3 separate regions of the Homo sapiens genome follow, and all the other regions are linked to region 2. Evidence: read pairs that join two places in POLR2A ChIA-PET (ENCODE). Cell type or tissue: K562. All regions are shown on one strand. Links, peaks and the distances in the headings refer to the core of each region. The heading gives the core; the rest is flanking DNA.

What was found. Peaks named below come from ENCODE experiments on the same cell type or tissue, not always from the same donor. Only the 100,000 strongest peaks of a DNase experiment are listed, where the experiment ranks them.
Region 1: POLR2A ChIA-PET joins it to region 2 with 5 read pairs; 1 of 35 experiments calls an interaction of 5 or more read pairs at or near these places.
Region 3: POLR2A ChIA-PET joins it to region 2 with 7 read pairs; 1 of 35 experiments calls an interaction of 5 or more read pairs at or near these places.

Annotation. Positions count from the first base shown.
Region 1 is chr9:128,141,624-128,145,623 of GRCh38, reverse strand. No RefSeq gene overlaps it. Among named protein-coding and RNA genes, the nearest start is that of LCN2, 5.8 kb to the left of the region's middle. RefSeq lists a cis regulatory region at 3,325-3,498. In K562, for the core only: a CTCF peak has its summit at 1,477 (motif pointing right); a DNase peak (open chromatin) is centred at 1,773.
Region 2 is chr9:129,021,439-129,026,305 of GRCh38, reverse strand. It overlaps SH3GLB2 (SH3 domain containing GRB2 like, endophilin B2), which reads left to right. Exons shown (of 11, transcript NM_020145.4): 2 at 3,883-4,024. Among named protein-coding and RNA genes, the nearest start is that of SH3GLB2, 4.5 kb to the left of the region's middle. RefSeq lists enhancers at 1-114, 2,149-2,956, 2,957-3,764. In K562, for the core only: no CTCF peak of the experiment used is centred there; a DNase peak (open chromatin) is centred at 2,645.
Region 3 is chr9:129,350,400-129,355,252 of GRCh38, reverse strand. No RefSeq gene overlaps it. Among named protein-coding and RNA genes, the nearest start is that of LINC01503, 16 kb to the right of the region's middle. RefSeq lists enhancers at 1,352-2,151, 2,152-2,953. In K562, for the core only: no CTCF peak of the experiment used is centred there; DNase peaks (open chromatin) are centred at 2,982 and 4,052; H3K4me3 peaks cover 840 bases.

The DNA of each region.
Region 1 (4,000 bases), core at 1-4,000, 880 kb after region 2:
TTGGTCACGGCAGGTCCGGGCTGGGCACCCGACTCTCAAACACCCAGGAACGGGAGGGGCTGTTTAGTGTGAGGAGCTTGCCCTGCCAGGGTCTTGGGCTGAGTCTCCTGTTTCCAGAAACAGTTTTCCAACCCCCATCCTCTCTCATGCCAAGGCTCGCCAAGGGGCCTTGAGGTCCTCCTGCCCCTTCTACCTGACAGGGACCCTGCCCGCCTGTGAAAATCCCCTCCCAACCCTCCCCCAAGTACACCCACTGGATTCCTCCCTCTGGTGAACCCCTGGGGTCCACCAGACAGGGGGAAGCGGGCCCTGCTGCTTGAGGTCTAGGCCCAGGGCCCTTGCTGGTTCCATCCCTTGGTGCCTGGCCCAGGCATGCTGCTTAGATGGGTGCTCTGCCTTTTACTCCAGAGCCTGGACTCCTATGCGGGCAAGAGGGCCCACAATGATCATAGGTGGCAGCGGAGTGGACGTCAAGGCTCTGAGCAGGGTCTAGGGTGGACACAGGCAGCGGCAGGCAGTGGTGGATGCCAGGCTCCCATGGAGCTGGGCCGCAGTCCCTCTGTCATAGGCCTCTGTCCCACATGGTCCTGGTGCTGCTCAAAACCAATGCTCCTCCCAGCTCTGCACCCCTCCTGCCCGGACTGCAGCCCCCAGCACCCCAGGAAAGGGGCATCTCCACTGCGGCCACCCCTGCGTTACCCCACATGCTCCCGTGCTCCCTGCTCTCCAGGTCCTTGGCTGGGCCTCCGCTGGCACCATCAGAGGTGGCTGGGTGAGAGGACCGGTCTGGCTCTCCTGAAAGCTGGTTCTCCCGAGAGCCCAGGACAGTCCAGGAGCGTGCCCAGCCCAGGGGGCAGGGTAATAGGTTCCGGAAGGGTCAAATGAGACCAAATGTCCCTGAAGACATCCCTGGCTTCAGAACCACAACACACAGCCTCCTGCCTGGAGCCCCTCTGGTGCCCTGCGGGGGCTGAGGATGGAACAGGCTGCAGCCTCTATGCCCTCCACTTCATCCCAGTGGTGGATGGACATCGCAGACCCAGCCCCCACTCCTCCTTGGCAGCACGTGTTTATTTCAGCTGAGGGGGTGGGTTCCATGGCTGAGCCTCCCTCTTTGGGGGAGGGGGACATGAACAAGGCTGTGACAGGCAGCGAGGACCAGATCTCGCTCCAAAGGGAAAGCGTGTCCACCTTCAAAAGGAGGGGACAACTTGGACCAGTGCAGAGTTGGGTGAGGGGAAGGGAGGGCAGTGCCAGCGGCAGAGCAGCAGGAGATGCCGAGAACACCCAGAGACCTTGGCCTTCACCTGGCCACTGTCCTTCTCAGCCCGATTCTCAGAGGGCCCAGGTCAGAGGTCTGAGGGGGAAGTGTGAGTTTCTGGGTACAAAGTTTGGTGGCCCAGACCTTGGGCCGGAGGGAGGACCACTCCCTGCCCTGTCCTGTGACTCTCAGAATCACCTGTCAGGAGGGGGAGCCCTCTGCATTGCCATGATGGGCAGGCCCAAGGCTGCAGGGCACAGGTCTGGGTGCCTCTCCCTGGGCCCAGACTCCCTCAGGCCTTGGGTGGGCACTGGCCTCTCCCAGGTCACTGCAGTCCCAAGCGCCCCTCCCTGGGAGCTCAGCCTGGATCTGCCCCAACTGAAGCGTCTCGTGGTTCTCCAGGTTCTGCCTACAATCCGAGGTCCCCCTGTCCTGGGCCACCTCCCCACACCACTGGGTCCCACCTCTTCCTGACACTCTTGGGTCCCCTGTCCTGAACTACCTCCTCCCACACTGCTGGGTTCCCTTGATTCAGGTCCCTTCCTTCCCATACCTCCGGGGCCCCTGGCTTGGCCACCTCTTCCCCACATCCGCAGGCCACACCCTTGGCTTTCTCTCAAGAGTTCACTTTCTTAACAGTGAATTTCCTATTGTTAGCATCTTCTGCAATCTAGAGAAGCTGAGAATTTCCCAAATCATCAAATTACTACAGCAAATTACCACAAAGTTGCAGTGAGCTGTTATCACACCACTGCACTCCAGCCTCAGTGACAGAGCGAGACCCTATCTCAAACAAACAAACAAACAAACAACATCCAAAAGGAATGAGAAAATTCTTGCCCTTCAGGAGAGGAAAAACATCTGGGCCACACCACCACCACCAACAACAAAAAATAGCTTATGTGTCATTTGCCTTTGAGTAATATACATACGTCATTCATTCACCTTAAAAATCAGGCATTAGGTACTGTAACAAATGTGCACCAAGAAAAGAACAGGCATTAGGATGTTAACCATTATGAAATTAAAAAAAATAATAAAGAATAAGATCCTTAATCATTTGCAAATACTTTTTTTTTTTTTTTTTTTTTGAGACGGAGTCTCGCTGTTAGCTAGGCTGCAATGGCGCGATCTTGCCTCACTGCAATCTCCGCTTCCTGGTTCAAGCGATTCTCCCACCTCAGCCTCCCGAGTAGCTGGGACTACAGGTGTGTGCCACCATGCTTGGCTAATTTTTGTATTTTTAGTAGAGATGCACTTTCACCATGTTGGCCAAGCTGGTCTCGAACTCCTGGCCTCAAGTGATCTGCCCACCTCAGCCTCCCAAACAAAGTGCTGGGATTACAGGTATGAGCCACCATGCCCAGCCTTTGAAACCTTTTTCTACATAAAGTTACATTTACATTATTCATTTACATGGATATATTTTGGGGGCCATTTTGCAGCCAGCATAGTCTCCTTGACCCCATAGACCCCTTCTCCCCACACCCCAGATTCCTCTTGTCCTGGGCCACCTGCACTACAGACCTCTTCACAAAGGGACTTGGACTCTTCTCAGGAGGGGACCCGGGTCATGGGCAGCCCCGCCTGTGTAGACAGCTGCAGCTGGGCTGCTCAGAGAGCCCCCAGCCCAGGGCTGAAGAGCTTCAGGGCTCAGCTGTGTCCCAGGCAGGTGCTGGGGCTGGGGGGTGGGAGCCTGGCCCTTCTCCCTCCCACTGTCTCCTTCTCTTCTTTTTTTTTTTTTTTTTTTTTTGAGACTGAGTCTAGCTGTGTTGCCCAGGCTGGAGTGCAATGGCGTGACCTCAGCTCACTGCAACGTCCGCCCAGATTCAAGCAATTCTCGTGCCTCAGCCTTCCTGAGTAGGTGGGATTACAGGTGCATTCCACCACGCCCGGCTAATTTTTGTGTTTTTGGAAGAGCTGGGCATTGTACCATGTTGGCCAGGCTGGTCTCCAACTCCTGACCTCAAGTGATCCTCCTTCCTCCACCTCCCAAAGTGCTGGGATTATAGGCATGAGCCACCGTGCACAGCCTGTCTCCTCCTCTTCCTGCCTCCCCACACCCTGCCTCATCCCCTTCCTGTGTAGCTCAGGGTACATACAGGCACCGAAGTGCACATCCAATGTGTCCCCGCCTACTAAATGTGCTGTGAGCATTACAAGCCACCCAGAGGGCCTTGCCTCCTAAGCAAAGGCCTCAAAGGTCCTTCCTTCCTGACCTGAGTCTCTCTCCTTCTAACTAATTATCCTCACTAGGAGCAGGCACTAGGAGAGAGCCGCTTCTCTGCCTCCTGCCCAAAGAGGGCCATTTCAGAGAACCACAGTAGAGGAGGAGCTGACTGCCAGCCTTGGAGCTTGTGGACTGGGGTCCAACTATTGCCAAGAAAAGTCTAAAGGTGAGGGATGGGCTGGATCTGCTCTTGCTGGTCAGTGGAGAGGAGGCTGCCCAAGGTCTACCACTCCCCAAGGGCAGGCAGGGGTGTCTGGTCTTCCTGTGGCCCAAGCGAACCTTGGGGAAGATCCATTCAAAAGCAATCCTGGCTGAACAGGAGTCTGGAAACTTTGAAGACCTCCTTCTACCAGACAACAGGATCCAGTAAGAAACAGACTCTGAGGCCGGGCATGGTGGCTCATGCTTGTAATCCCAACACTTTGGGAGGCTGAGGCAGGCGGATCACCTGAGGTCAGAAGTTCCAAGACCAGCATGGCCAACATGGTGAAACCCCATCTCTACTAAAA
Region 2 (4,867 bases), core at 474-4,473:
AGAGGGGTTCTTTATGATCAATACATGTGATGGGCTCAGGAACCTCCCAGTCCCTGCAGGTACAAGAAACAACTTTAAGAGCCTCCCCGATCCAGCAAGGAACAAGGCCTTGGCCCTGAGATGAGGATCCAGAGGGCAGGATCCCTTTTGTATGGGTCATTCTGGGATGGTCTCCTGCATGGAGGGCCCCTGAACTGTGCTCAGAAAGTAGGGAGGGGCTCATGATGTTGGTCCAAGTGGCAGGAGCAGCCCAGATAAGGGCACCGAGGCAAGAAAACCTAAGGCAGATTTGGACAAGATGCCAGTGGGGGTGGGAGAGGGCAGGAGGAGTGATAGTACTAATACTATTAGTAGTAATTGCAGTAACAGTAATAGTAGTGGTAGAAGTAATACTTATAAAGTCCAGAGAGGTGGTGGCATCGTCATCATGGAGCTAGGCAGACTGCAGTGGACATGGGATGGATGCCGTCTAGTTTGGGAAAGCCTGGTAGAACTTCTCACCTGGGCAGATGTGGCCTGTAAGGGAGGGCGGGGTGGGGAGTGCTGCTCTGAACCTTGGTAAGGAGGGGAGGTGTTGAGGTGCACATTTAGGGTGATGCCCTTGGTACCATCAGGGTAGCTCCTGAGAGCTGAGGAGGGATGTGAGGGAGGCCTGCCTGCCTGCCTGCCTGCCTGCCTGCCTTCCTTCCTTCCTCCCTTAGTCCCTCTCTCCTTTCTTCTTTCCTTCCTTTTTTTTTTTTGAGACAGAGTCTCATCCTGTCGCCGAGGCTGGAGTGCAGTGGCACAATCTCGGCTCACTGCAACCTCCACCTTTCAGGTTCAAGTGATTCTTCTGCCTCAGCCTCCCGAGTAACTGGGATTATAGGCACCTGCCACCACTCCTGGCTAATTTTTTTTTTGTACTTAGTAGAGACAGGGTTTCACCACGTTGGCCAGGCTGGTCTCAAACTCCTGGGCTCAAGTGATCCTCCTGCCTCGGCCTCCCAAAGTGCTGATATTACAGGTATGAGCCACCATGCCTGGCCTTTTTTTTTTTTTTTTTGAGACGGAGTCACTCTGTCACGCAGGCTGGCGCAGTCTCAGCTCACTGCAGCCTCCGCCTCCCCGGTTCAAGCAATTCTCCTGCCTCAGCCTCCCGAGTAGGTGGGATTACAGGCGCCCACCACCACGTCATGCTAATTCTTGTATTTTTAGTAGAGATGGGGTTTTACTATGTTAGCCAGGCTGGTCTCGAACTCCTGACCTCACGTGATTCACCTGCCTTGGCCTCCCAAAGTGCTGGGATTACAGGCGTGAGCCACCATGCCTGGCTTCCTTGCTGTCTTTTTTTTTTTTTGAGATGGAGTCTCGCTCTGTCACCCAGGCTGGAGTGCAGTGGCGTGATCTCGGCTCACTGCAAGCTCCACCTCCCAGGTTGATGCCATTCTCCTGGCTCAGCCTCCCGAGTAGCTGGGATTACAGGCGCCTGCCACCACGCTTGGCTAATTTTTTGTATTTTTAGTAGAGATGGGGTTTCACCGTGTTAGCCAGGATGGTCTTGATCTCCTGACCTCGTGATCCGCCCACCTCGGCCTCCCAAAGTCTTTCTTTTTTTAAGGCAGGTTCTTGGTCTGTCACCCAGGCTGGAGTGCAGTGACATGATATTGGCTCATTGCAACCTCCGCCTCCTGGGCTCCCACCTCAGCCCCTTGAGTAGCTGGGACTACAGGTGGGTGCCACCACGCCCAGCTAATTTTTTTTTTTTTTTTTGAGACTGAGTCGCACTCTGTGGCCCAGGCTGGAGTGCAGTGGGGCGATGCTCATTGCAAGCTCCGCCTCCCAGGTTCATGCCATTCTCCTGCCTCAGCCTCCCGAGTTACTGGGTCTACACGTGCCCGCCACCACACCCGGCTAATTTTTTGTATTTTTAGTAGAGAAGGGGTTTCACCTTGCTAGCCAGGATGGTCTCGATCTCCTGACCTCGTGATCCGCCTGCCTTGGCCTCCCAAAGTGCTGGGATTATAGGCATAAGCCACCGTGCCGGGCTTTTTTTTTTTTTTTTTTTTTTTTGTAGAGAGGAGGTCTCACGGTTGCCCAGGCTGGTCTTGAACTCCTGGGCTCAATCCATCTGCCCACATCGGCCTTCCAAAGTGCTGGGATTATAGGCATGAGCCACTGCACCTAGCCAAGGCTTTTCATTAATGATGGTGATAATAATACTAGCTAACATGTATCAGCCCCATACTGTGTGCTGGCCAAATAGCCAATGAACTAGATCCTGTTATCTGCATTCTCCAGGCAGGGGCTCTCAGGTCCAGAAGGGAGACTTTGCCTCTTCGAGCCTTGGTTTCCTCATTTGGGAAATGGGGTGAACGCCACCCCCCTCAAAGGACTGGGTGAGGTAATAGAGCCACGAGGAAATCTGAGCCTCTGCTCTGGAAGGTCTCATTTTGGGGAGTGTGACGAGGAAGAGGAGGCAGAGCCAGCCAGGGTGGGGGAGGGAGGCCAGGAGCAGCTGGCCCCAGGCAGGAGCTGAGGCCATACCCCTGGCAGCTGGGCCCTCCCAGCCCTGCAGGGAGAAACCCAAGCTCTGCTACATAATTGATGGCTGCTGAGCTCCTGGTGGCCGCCCAGCCCGCCACCCCCCACCGCAGCTGGAGCCAACTGCAGCCAGGGATGATTCATGGCTGACCGACTCCTGCGTGGCCCTGCCCCTTGCTCAGCCTCAGTGGCAGCATCTGTGAAATGGGAAACAGCCCTCCTTGCATTAGAGGTTGATGAGGTCATGAGGAAACCCTTAGGACAGGGCTGGCCAACAGTGTTTGTTGTTCCTTATCTTACTCCTGCAGGTCTTCACCCTGGCTGTGACCTTGGGCAAGCCCTTTCTCTTAGCTAGAGAAGGCCTTGGTGTCCCCGTTTGGAAAATGGGGACATGTGTTCCAGGGCCCTCTTAGATCAGAGGGGCCAGGACTTGGACCAGTTTCTGGTTGTTCCTAGGTAGCCCCCACGGCTTCTGCCAGCTTTGATGGGGACCCATGCGACATCCGGGCCCTGGGTGTGCCCAGCCGCTGGCTCTGATAGGCTGGCAGTGTTTCCATCTACCCTACCAGGTGGCCAAAGCCAACCGTTTGGCCATCCTCCCTCCCTGCATTCCCCTTCCTTCCCAGACGTCTCTGCACCCATCAGCTCATAGCACCGGTGCCTTACGTGGGGCAGCAGCACTGTAGCCGACCCAGCCTTTATGTCTAACCCACATCTTTCCTCTTTCATCCTCATAACCTATGGGGGAGGTGCTATTATTCCCTTTTTTCAGCTCAGGAAACCAATGCTCAGAGAGGCAGAGCCCCTTGCCCAAAGTCACACATCTTGACAGTGGCAGAACTAAGACTTGAATCAGGTCCTTCTGAACCCCGACCCTGGGTTCTTCCTCTCCCTCCTCTGGCACCCTCTCCCTAGCAGCTCCCAGCTGCCCATGGAGCCCCCTGATAACCCCAGACCCTACTCCCTGCCCTGTTTGTCCCGAGTACTTTCTACCAAGTCCTCTCCTTCAGAGTCAGACTCAAAGGACCCTAGGGCTGGCCTCCCCAGGGTTCCTCACCGCACTAAGCTGTGTGCCAGATTGTATATGAAGGTGCATTTTTGTGGGGAGAGAGTGTAGCTTTCATTGGATTTCCAAAAGAAGCTGTGATTCCCACACTCTGGCCCAGCCACCTCATTTCACAAAGGGGAAAACAGTGAGGCCCTGCCAGGTCACACAGTATCACACTCAGGGCTGGTTCCTTGACCCTGGGGCCTGCCTGGGTTCCTGCTGGTGGGGAGGGGCAGTCCTCCCTTTCCCCACCACTCCCCCACCTCCTTCTGAGCTCTCCCCCTCCCCACCCCTTGGCCTTCCCCTCTGCGTAGTTCACGGAGGAGAAATTTGGCCAGGCTGAGAAGACTGAGCTTGATGCCCACTTTGAAAACCTTCTGGCCCGGGCAGACAGCACCAAGAACTGGACAGAGAAGATCTTGAGGCAGACAGAGGTGCTGCTGCAGCCCAACCCCAGTGAGTGCGTGTTCGTGGGCCCGGGGAGGGATGTAGTCGTGGGGCAGGGATACAGTAGGAGGCCTGGCCCTGTTGTGGCATAGGTGGGGCGGGGCTGCAGCCGGGGTTTCAGCTAGACTCTTGGGCTCAAGGCTGTTGAAGAGGGACAGTTAAAAGAAAATGGGGGACTCTGTGTTGGGCTGCCAGACACTCCAGGGCAGTGGAAACACTGAGTTTTGCACAGAAGAGTTAAAATGCCTGGAAGCTAAAACACACGTGGGAGAAGAGGCAGGCAAAACACACACCTGGTTGGTCACTCTGTTGGTTTTTTTTTTTTTTTTTTTGAGGTGGAGTCTTGCTCTGTCACCCATTCTGGAGTGCAATGGTGCAATCTTGGCTCACTGCAACCCTTGCCTCCTGGGTTCAAGCGATTCTCCTGCCTCAGCCTCCTGAATAGCTGGGACTACAGGCACATGCCACCACGCCCAGCTAATTTTTGTATTTTTAGTAGAGAAGGGGTTTCACCATGTTGGCCAGGCTGGTCTTGAACTCCTGACCTCAAATGATCCACCCGCCTTGGCCTCCCAAAGTGCTGGGATTATAGGCAGGAGCCACCGTGTCCGTCCCAACCTGGTCACTTTCAAGAGGTCAGCAAGGCCCAGAGATGAAGGGACTGCCCGGAGCACACCCAGGCAGGCCCCCAAGGTCAAGCAGAAGCGACCTGCAGGACTTCCGGGGAAAGGAGGGTGGCTCCGGGTCGTGCTGTGTGTCTGCCTGTAAATCTGCTCTGTGGCTCATTGAGGGGCCAGATAACTTTTGGGTGCCAGGAGCAGAGAATTGTGCAAGCATGTATTATGGTCTGTA
Region 3 (4,853 bases), core at 854-4,853, 330 kb before region 2:
CAGGCAGTGGGTCGTTTGCACTTCAGCTCCCCCAGGACCCAGTGCGCATCCCCCCGAGAGTGGGGGGGTCTCCTGTAGCTTCCCGCTCGCTGCACCTAAGCACAGCATTTGTGACATTGCTGGTGCTCAAGAGAAGTTCGGTGGAAAATAAAACATTCAGAGAATTCTGAACTGTTCCACTTGGAAGCCTTCTCAGAAATTAAAGAACTGAGCCACTGTATTTATGTATTTATTTTGAGACGGAGTTTCACTCTTGTTGCCCAGACTGGAGTGCAATGGCACGATCTCGTCTCACCACAACCCCTGCCTCCCATGTTCAAGCGATTCTCCTGAGTAGCTGGGATTACAGGTGCCCACCACATGCCCGGCTAATTTTTGTATTTTTAGTAAAGACGGGTTTTCTCCATGTTGGTCAGGCTGGTCTCGAACTCCCGACCTCAGGTGGTCTACCCGCCTTGGCCTCCCAAAGTGCTGAGATTACAGGCATGAGCCACTTACCTGGCCAGCCTCTTTATTTTTACTGAGGCCCAGAGAGGTAAAGGGCCTTACCTAAGGTCACACAGCTAGTTCTGGAGCAGAATCCCTGGCCTCAACTCCCTTCCTGGTGCCTGGTCTGACATGGGGCTCCCTGAGTCTCGGGGCCTGGTCCTCACTGACCCCTCTAGTCTTTTCTATGCCTTCCCTTCCCCTAGAGCTGCCTGAGATGCTCCACAGCCTGATCTCTGGGTCTGCTCTGAGACCCTCGTTACCAACAGTGCAGCTGGACCGAGGGGCCTCCCCTGCGTCTCTATTCTTTCCTTTCTCCCCAGTACATGCGGTCAGCCAGGGATGTGGACTGGACACCATAGTGTGCCACACAGAGACGCAAGCCACCCTGCCACCCAGAAGGCCTTGTGGAAGCCCCAGACCAGCAGCAGGGAAAAGCTGGCAGGATGTTGCCAAGTACCCACACTGCCAGTGCAGAAGTGGGGGACAGCCTGACCCATAGAGCCCCAGAGAGTTTGGCTCAAACCCCACCCTTCTTCTCACTAGCTGGGGGACCTTGGGTGTGTTACCTATACTCCCAGCCTCACCTTCCCCATCTGTAAAATGGGAGTAAGAACACGTCCACCAGGGGCAGGTAAGACACGGAGAGCCCGGGCACAGAGCCCAGCATGGGAATGGGCAGAGGCCGCTGGGCGGACCCGACGGGACAGGGCTGCCCTGGGCATCTGAACCAACTCCCCTCCTTCAAGACCCGACAACCCCTCCCCACCACAACTTCCACTCTTTCTTCCTGTCAGTTCCTAGGCTGGTTCGGGTTCTGAACACACTTGGGGGCCCTGGGGCTCTAAGGAGGTGGGGCATAGAACCTAGAACCTTTGGGGAGGGCCACAAAGTTCTGAAAACATCCTTCCCGCAGAGGGCAGGGCAGGCCTTGGGATTGGGGCCCACAGGCCACAGACATGAAATGCCAGTCTATGAAAAGCACGTTTGTAGGCCGGGCACATTGGCTCATGCCTGCAATCCCAGCACTCTGGGAGGCCAAGGCAGTAGGATGGCTTGAGGCCAGGAGTTTGAGACCAGCCTGGGCAACATAGTGAGACCCCTGTCTCTACAAAAAAATAAAAAAGGATGAATTTGTTGTTTGTAGCACAGGGAAATGTGTGTGTGTGTGTGTGTGTGTGTGTGTGTGTGTGTGTGTGTGTGTGATGTGCTTGCCCAGCATAGGAGGCTGGGGACAGTGAGGGAGTAGCCCTGCAGCTGTCCCCAGCCTTGGGAGAGCTCCGCAGGCCGGGCTTGTTCCCTGCATGGGAGGCAGCCAAAGGATCTGGATTTGAGAGCAGGACTGCAGCAGGATTAGAGCTGGGAGCTTCAAACAGAACCGGCCTGGCAGCAGGCCTGGAGCCCGGGCTTAAAGGGGCTGCTGAAATTATAAATAGCCACCTTCCCTGTGACTCCCCAGTCCCTCCTGGAGAGGGCCCTCCCACCAGCCCCTTCATCAGCCTCCACTCCAGCCCCCAGCCCGCTTGGGAGGGAGGGAGGGACAGGGCTGGGAGAGGTGCTGGTTAGAAGGCTGAGCAGACCTGCGTGTTGGTTACAAACAACTGGCTTTGAGTTGCAGGAAGCATCTAGAGACCCTTCCAGCTGCTGACCCTGCAGACGCTGCCTGAGGCCTCCTCCTTCACTAACAAACAACCGCCCCACCCCAGCTCATGTGTCAGGCCTAGGGATGGCTTAAGAGGAGGGGCCGGCACGGGTCTAGCCAAGCAACCCTGCATCCATCTGGCCTCTCCCGGACTCAGTTCCCCACCCCAGGAGGGGAGAGGGACCGGGAGGAGCGATCAAAAGGGCATTTCGGGTTCTCCCACCTGAAGCCAGGACCTGTGCAGGTCGGGCACTGAGCTAGGTGCTGCCAAGGATGGGGACAGCGCAGGCCCCGCTCACAAAAAAAAAACGGCCTGGGCCAGCAGATGCAGCCGAGCTTGTGAAATGGCTGGTGCCCCTCCCCGCTCCATCCCTTCTGTGCCCACCGGCCACTTCCCCTCTCAGCAGCTCCCGTTTCCCATCCGTGAGGTGGAGGGGTGGACAGGGACTACCAGGCCACCAGGAAGGACTGTCAGCCCCGCAGGCAGGTGCTGCCACAGCCCCACTGCGCAGAGGGGACCCCGAGGCTCGGCGCTGTGCAGGGGCTTCCGGGCTTGGGGGCCACACGGCCAGGAAGAGGCCGAGCAGGGATTAGAACTCAGCTCTTTCCACACCCTGAGCGCTCAACCCCAGCCGCTCTGGGGGCCTGTGATTGATGGATTGACCCGCCGATTGATTAACTGATTGGCTGATTACCTGCCCGCCCCTCCTCCGGGCCGGCCTCCCAGGGAGCCCCCTCCCGCCCCCACGGCCCGGTCCACGTGCTTCGGAAGCCTCACCCAGGCGCCCCCAACCCGCGGCCAGGGCGAGGGGGCGGGGCAGGGGCGGGGCTCAACCCAATTCCCGCCCCGCCCCGCCGACCGGCTGTTGCCAGGGAAACGACCCCTCCCCCCATCCCCCGGGAGCCTACGGGGGCTCTTGCCGCCCCCGGACCCTCTGGCGGGAGCTGGGGTCCTCGGGTGTGAGAGACGGGGGGCGCGGGGCAAGTGGGAGGACGCAGATGGAGAGATGGGGGAGACAGCCAGAGAGACAGAAACCCACGGCGGGGGAGACTCAAAAATCGCCCCCGTCCCGCCACAAAGAGAGACAGAGACAGAGACGCACTAGGGGGAGAGACACAGGCGGGAGAGAGGAAGGAGAGGACCTGGGGGAGACAGAGACCGCCCGAGGGGGAAGGGACTGCAGAAGGAAGGCGGGGAGGGGAAGAGGGGCCAGAGTGGGAGCCGGAGAGGAGGGACCTGCGCCCCGAGGGCCCCAGAGAGAAAAGACCAGGGCCAGCAAGGGGGAGCCGGGAGGGGCGAACTTGTAAAAATAAATATTTATAAATTGAGAGTTTCCCAATTCTTTTTGCATTTCCGTAGTAAATTATGTATCTCCTATCTGCTTAGGGAGCCACCAAGGCGGGGGCGGGGGGGTTCTTTTCTGTGCTCCCCTCATCTTCCTCCCCATCCTCCTCCCCTAGCCCTTTCCTCACCCCCTCCACCCCACGCCCTCCCTAGCCTCCTCTTCCCCTCTCATCTCCCTCCCTAATCCTCTCCTCCTGCCCCTTCTCCCCTCCTACCCTCTTCTCCCCTTACCCCAGCCCCCTCTTCCCTTCCTCTTCCGCCCTCTTCTGCCCCCTCTTCCCCCTTCCTTTTCCTCCCCCTTCTCCATCCTCCTAATTCATCCTCTCCCATCCCCCTCCCCCCCTTTCCTCCTCCTGCTTCCCCTCTCCTCCCCCTCCCCAGGTTGGAGCTGGGCACAAGGCAGACAGGAGGGGCCGCCCTCACCCGGAGGTGCCCCCCACCCAGAGGTGACCGGCTCCCCACTCCCAGTACCTTCCCTGCCTTAAATAAGAATAATCACACGAGTCAGCGACTCTAGGATTTAAAAAACGCTGTTGTCGCTGGCAGTTTGGCACCCCCAACCGGGACCACGGAAATCTTCCTCCAGAGGACAGGGGATGCTGGGGTTGCGGGGAAGGCGGGGCTGAAGAGGGGCAGGAGAGGACTGCAGTCCTAGGAAGCCCTGGCCTGGAGGCTGAGGCCACCTCGGCTTCCTAGGGGGCCTGGACTAGCCCCTCAGCTGGCTGAGTCTCGGTTTCCCCCTCTGTGGGATGGGGCCGGGATTGGTTCCCTGCTCTCTAGGGCCAAACTTGCTCTGTTTGGGCATCTTTGCCAGAGTTTGGGAGGTTTCCAGGCCCCTCTGACAGTCCCCACAGCGCCTCAGACACAAAGGAGGAGCTGAGGAAGAAATATACGTATATACATATATATATATACAAGGATGCCGCGGGGGTTCCTAAAACTGGGGCGAGGAGCGGGGGAAAGCGTGCCCCTTCCCTAGTCATAGCCTGTCAGGTCAAGGGGCCACACCCACTAGCAGTCTGTGGCCTGCCTTCAAGGAGCCTCAGTTTCCTTATCTGCAAACTGGGCCCGGTGAGGCCTCCCTCGCCTTGACCAAGGACCAGGATCCTGGCCCCTGCAAACTGCCACGCCCTGTACATAGGATCGCTTGAGCCCAGGAGGTCGAGGCTACAGAGTGAGCTGAGATTGTGCCACTGCACACCAGCCTGGGTGACAGAGGGAGGCCCTGTCTCAAAAAAAAAAAAAGAAAAAAGAATGGCAAGCACCACTGATCAGGTACTGACTGGCACCAGGGGCAGTGCATGGGGCCTGACAGCTCCTCCTATCCTCCCCACACCGGGCTCCGAACCAGGGCCCTACGGTTGCCCCATACAGCAGAGG